Linked DNA regions of Homo sapiens: region 1 is linked to region 2. The links are chromatin contacts, found by Hi-C or POLR2A ChIA-PET in ENCODE. All regions are on one chromosome and are shown on one strand. Each heading gives the region's core, a stretch centred on a gene start or an enhancer-like site at or near the end of the contact. The rest is flanking DNA. Distances are from core to core; before and after follow the strand shown.

Evidence for each region. A loop is a pair of places that touch in the nucleus more often than their neighbours do. ChIA-PET counts read pairs that join two places held with the same protein, here RNA polymerase II (POLR2A). Pooled maps may share reads with other maps.
Region 1: a loop to region 2 is called in a pooled map, with 5 times the contacts of the local background. The contact joins two enhancer-like sites. A Hi-C loop is called at or near these places in 2 of 168 maps with a recorded cell type or tissue (dorsolateral prefrontal cortex and spleen), 2 of 37 single-sample maps with no recorded cell type and 2 of 50 pooled maps. POLR2A ChIA-PET finds 5 or more read pairs at or near these places in 1 of 52 experiments (OCI-LY7).

Annotation. Positions count from the first base shown.
Region 1 is chr3:117,721,597-117,724,296 of GRCh38, reverse strand. The region is part of intron 1 of LOC101926953 (a long non-coding RNA gene); the gene reads right to left. Among named protein-coding and RNA genes, the nearest start is that of LINC02024, 32 kb to the right of the region's middle. RefSeq lists a silencer at 1,136-1,305. Within about 2 kb of position 1,261, at least 2 of the 41 ENCODE cell types and tissues checked have a DNase peak (open chromatin) inside an H3K27ac peak, as active enhancers do.
Region 2 is chr3:117,034,470-117,037,369 of GRCh38, reverse strand. The region is part of intron 1 of LOC124909415 (a long non-coding RNA gene); the gene reads left to right. Among named protein-coding and RNA genes, the nearest start is that of LINC00901, 110 kb to the right of the region's middle. Within about 2 kb of position 1,434, at least 8 of the 41 ENCODE cell types and tissues checked have a DNase peak (open chromatin) inside an H3K27ac peak, as active enhancers do.

The DNA.
Region 1 (2,700 bases), core at 12-2,511, 690 kb before region 2:
GCTGCCATCATTCTATACAAAAATTATTTCCTCTGGGGCCTTTCTGCTTTTGACAGTGGTGATGGCTCTATAGATTAATTATGGAGCTTTGCTTCCACACGGCACCACATGTTTAACATTCATATTTCTTCCTGAAGGAAAAGAAATATTTTTGACTAAAGTTTTTAAACTATAGTATTTAACTGCTGGTTTGCGCGATTCATCAAGTGTTTTCATAATCTGGTTACTCTCTTGGACTTGTAGAATTTCAAATTAGGAAGGCTAGAATTGTAAATTACTTTTGCATATACAGGCTGGGCCATATGTGTAAAGGAAAGTAGAAAAAAATTAAAGAAATGTCTTAGATTGCTGAAGGGAAATAAAGCATCCACAATTCAGAATTGCTTCAAATTATGTGGCTATTTGAGTTTTAAGTTTTATTCTGAATGATTTATTTTCTCAAATGCATATTAGACCACCAAGAGTCTTAGACTTGTGAGGATCTCAGGTCATCTGAACCTAAACTTCAGTGCTATGCAGTTTTATGTGTCATCCTTCTCTAGTAATGAGCTAGCCTATGTCTGAACACTTCCCTCAAATCCAAGATAGTCTTCATTCTGTCTTTGGATGAATTTATTAGAAAACACTTTCCTCTTTAGACCTCTATTCTCGCTTCTGGTATTTGCCAGCCTTGATCTTTTCTCTCCTCTGTGAGACTCTCAGTTGTAGCTTTGGAATTCTATTCTTGGCTGGGCACGATTGCTCACGCCTGGAATCCCAGCACTTTGGGAGACTAAGGTGGGTGGATCACATGAGGTCAGGAATCCGAGACCAGCCTGACCAACATGGTAAAACCCTATATCTACTAAAAATACAAAATTAGCCAGGCGTGGTGGTGCATGCCTGTAATCCCAGCTACTTGGGAGGCTGAGGCAGGAGAATCAATTGAAGTTGGGAGATGGAGACTGCAGTGAGCCGAGATCATGAAATTGCACTCCAGCCTGGGCAACAAGAGCAAGACTTTGTCTCAAAAACAAAATAAATAAATAAATAAAATAAAATAGAATGCTATTCTTAAACACTAAATATATTTCTCTCTGCCTTTCACATTCATCAAATGATTGAACTAATGTTATTAATTCTCAATATATCGCCTACGTAACTACTAGGAGTTTACTTGAGAACTTGACTAGATAACCCAACATACCTACTTCTGCAAAAAGACACAATCTTAGCAGTTCATGGAGGGGAGAGGGCAGACATGCTGTTTCACTTCCCCTAGCAACGTTCTGATTCAATTTTGATTGAGCAAAGTTATGCCAGGACAAATAGCTGCAGATGTTCCTTTTTTCAGAAAAGTATCACAGGACTGTACTTCTTTTAAAATAGTTTTTTTTTTTTTCTTAAAGTGATTACCTGTTGTTCTCTCAGGAATGGTCTTTCCTAAAGAAGCTCTGGCTTGCACATTGATTTCAAATTACAAAAATAAAAACTGAGAAGAAGAGAGAGAGAAAAGTGAAGAAAAGAGTAGAAGGAAAGAAGAGAGGGAGACAGGAGGAAATGGGAAAAGAAAAAAGAAGAATTAATTGAGATTTATCTTGGATGTAGAACTAACCTAAATTCATAACTCAGAGAGTAAAAAGATTTAAGCAAAAATAGTTTTGATTCATAATAGGAAGCTGAGCACTTTATACGTGGCCAATGTTGTTCTAAGGGCTTTAAATATATTAATCTTCCTAGTCTTTCCTAAACCCATTGAAGTAAGTTTGATCATCCCCATCTCTGCAATTGAGGCAACTGAGATGCAGAGAGGTCAAGTAATTTGCTTAAAATAACTCAGCTAAGAAATGATGGGGCTGGGAATTGAGCCCAGGAAATACTCTTTCAGAGTTTACACTTTTAATAACACCTCCACCAACAACAATAGCGAACATTTACTGGTCATTACTAACTATCAGCTGCTCTTCTAAATATTTAATCTCACAAAAAACTCTGGAGCAAGTCAATATTATTATTCCCTATACGTAAAGAAACAGAGGCATCAATATGTTAAATCACTTACCCACATTCACACATCTAGTTAGTGGTGGTACTGGGATTCATATCCAGCCCTGCCACTATGCTAGAGAGATAAATTGTCACCAGGACCTTCAAGATAATGGTGGTCTTGTGGATAAAAAGGGTAAGCACCTAAGCACTCAGCATATACTGCACTCCAAAATGGTGTGTGAATATTTAGCCACATATCCGTGAGTAAAAATTATCATAATGCAATCTGATTACAGAAGCACAGACAGGACACTGAGTAGTTTATCTGATGAGGGACGATAATTTTTGTCTCAGAAAGTCTAGATTGAAGATATATAGAGCAGACAATTGAAAAAGTGAAGGAAGGAAGCAAAGGTTTAAAGAGCTTTCATTTTCTAGTCAAGTTGTCTTAAGAAGGAGATAGTTCTGGAATTTGGGGAAAGCAGAATGGCTAATTGAGGTTGAACATGAATCTCTATAGAGCCAGGAACCCTGATAAGTCCTGTACTAAGACATTTTTAGGGTGCTCACCTGATTCTCCTTGCACCTTTCTCTACTCTTTTATGTTTAGGCTTTATTCTTATCCCAGTTAGATTTTGAGAAATTGAGTCAGAGAATCAACAATAATGCAGACATTTTAAATAACAGGTCTTTCTTTCTACCCATCTCCCTCATCCTCAGTCTCAGTTTTCC
Region 2 (2,900 bases), core at 185-2,684:
TCTCTTATGATTTCTGCTTAAGCCCAAGGGTAATTTAATAGCAGGCTTTTTAGTTTCAGGACTAGGTAACATTTTTGGCTCTTTTTAAAATTATTGTTTTTCTAACTTTATTTCAGTAGAGTTAGGGAACATATTCTGATGTTGATTCATTGGAATTGTTTGAGCCTTTCTCTCTGTAATTGTTACAAATTTAATTTTTGTGAATATTCCATGTGAGCTAAAAAAAATCTGTTTTTGTTCTCTGGTCTCCACCCTAATGAGACTTTAGAAATTCTCAGCTGTAATCCATGATCCCTGGTCTAATAAAAAGAAGGGTGTAAACATGGACCTGACCTTCAGATGGGGAGGGGGAGGCAAAAGAACACAACTGAAAATGCTCCCCCAGCTACATTGAGGAGGGGTAAATGGTAGGAGGGAGCTAGGGAGAGAACATTTAAAGGGTGTTGACAGAGTTTAAATAGGTGGTGATAGGGACTTGAAGTGATAGCAAAAACAAAAAACAAAAAACAAAAAAAAAAAACCTCACAAAAGAAAAATAAAGACTTGGAGACTGACTGGGTCAGAAGGGCAAGAAGGAGAAGTTAGAAGAGTCAAGGATGATTATACAATTTAATTAAGTGTGTAGGGCAAGGATGAGGGAAGTCAGGAATCCAAGTTCAGATATGAGTCAGAGATGTAATTATAAAAGCACAGGCAAATGTTCCGAAGGAGCCCAGAAAAGCAGAAGTAAAAACTCCCAGTGTCCTTTCAACTGGGGAAGTTGCACTCTGCCTTCTGCTACTCTGCTAGAGCATCACAAGTTTCCCTGAGGGCCCCTGACCTCTAACCCTCATTTCCAAATCTAATGGTCTCCTCAGACAAGTATTTTTATGAAAATAAAGCCAAATAACATTGCGCTGACTTTGTCAGTCTGTTTTTTTTATTACACACTGGATTTCCGGGGAGGGGATTGCCCTCTTCATGTTTCAAGAGCCAATGCAATCTGGTTTTCTTTATATTCCCACTACTGCACCATCAAGTTGCAATCTAATCAACTGGAGATAGTGGCTGATTAATTCCCCGTAGAGTGAAATTTAATTCTTTCATCCTGAGTGTTAGTAGATGGCTAAATCAAGGTTCTACCAGGTTTCTTCCTGCATTTTATAACCTTTTGGGTCTCCTGAATGCTAAATCTAATCTCCCCTCTCCTGAACTTTCAAAAATTTTTTTAGGTCTTTCCATGTAGAAAGTATACACATCAAAACAGATGTGCTGTGTATTCTCTGCTTGGCATGTGGGGAGCCTAAACTATTTCAGCCTCAGGATTCTTATGCTTTTAAAATCCTGGGGAGTGGAGTAGAGGGCAGAGTCCCTCTCCTGCTCTGCCTCTCTGCTCCTCCCCTGGGCTTGTCCCTCTGCTCTCCCTAGAACCTGTCTCCAGCAGGCCACTTCCTCTGTGACAGCTTCAGGCATCCCAGCTGCATCTGTCCTTGGCTGTCATTCTCTGCCTGCAGCCTGCAAGATGCTTCAGCAACTCCAGTGAAAGTGCTTACATTCCTGCTCTGGCAGTGGGTGGGGAAGTCTTTTTTTTCTTCCTCTCTTTCTTTCTTATTTTGTTTTGTTTGTGTTTTTGTTTTGTTCAATTTACACATTCCTGAGCTGTCATCCTGGACCTCCCCCTCCCTGCAACAACTGTCAGACCCCCCTCTACAAGAAGACAGAGTAAACCAGAAACAAACAATGTACGAAGAGAAATTTCAAAGACATTCAGAGAAATGTGTTACTTCAAAGGCAGTAGCAAGGTCCCCCTGGAGCTCATTATTATAGCTGGTGAGATAAGGCAGGGAGGGAGCTGCTCAGTGGGCTCCCAGGGGATGGGAAAAATGGAAAAAAAAGCTCACGAGTAGTTCAGTTTAGCCATTTTTAAAAACTATCAAATCTATATATCCATCATAGATAAAGAAATAAACCTTGCCCCTTTTGTGGTCTCCAAAAGCTGTTCACTTTACTTGATATCCCACTGACACACCCCAAAACCATGAGTTCTTGAGAGGAGAATGTCTTATCCACTGTGGAATCAGTACAGCTATAGGGAAAAGAGACAGAATGGCAGGGTTAGAGGCCACACCTTGCTGAATAACAGTGGTTCGGATAATGAAGTGGAAGAGGAGAGGGGCTACAGCACCCCTAGCCTCACGCTGTACCTTAGGATGGAGAGCCATTGAGGCAGCCATGGGAACCCCAGCTGCTTTTACTTTTGGGGAGCTGGTTTTGTTTTAGCAGCAAAAGTTAACCACTATAAGAATGTATGTTAGGTAAAATTGACCCGGAAGGGAACACCTATTCCAGTAATAATTGATCTTTCACGTACTTTAGATTGTGCATACCTTTATGTTGAGATTGTGCTACCTCTTCTAGAGGTAGCTTTTTATATTTTTATCTCAACATAAAGCTTTTTATATTTTTCCCTTCAAGTTTATCTTGTTCATTAGATTGTGAAATTTAAGGTCGAGGAAAAAGATTTTTGTATTTTACTTTTGTTTTGTTTGCTTTTTCATCTCCAAACTTCTCAAGGAGTCCAAGAAGTATGAAATATCAACTAAAATTGTTTTTGAACTTAGAATATTTTATTGCTACCTTATTCAGATTTATTTTTTAATATGGATGCAATAAATTGTGTGTTTTTGGTATCAAGTTCCGTGTGTTTTGATAAATACGGAGTAGTATAACACCACTACAATCAAAATACAGAATATTTCTGTCAACCCATATGCACACACATACACAACACACACACACACACACACACCACACACACAGGTGCTAGCCTTTTTCAGTTAAGCCTTTACCCCCTGACAATTACTAATTTGTCTCTGTCCCTATAGTTTTCCTTTGTCAGAATGTTATATAAACGGAGTAAC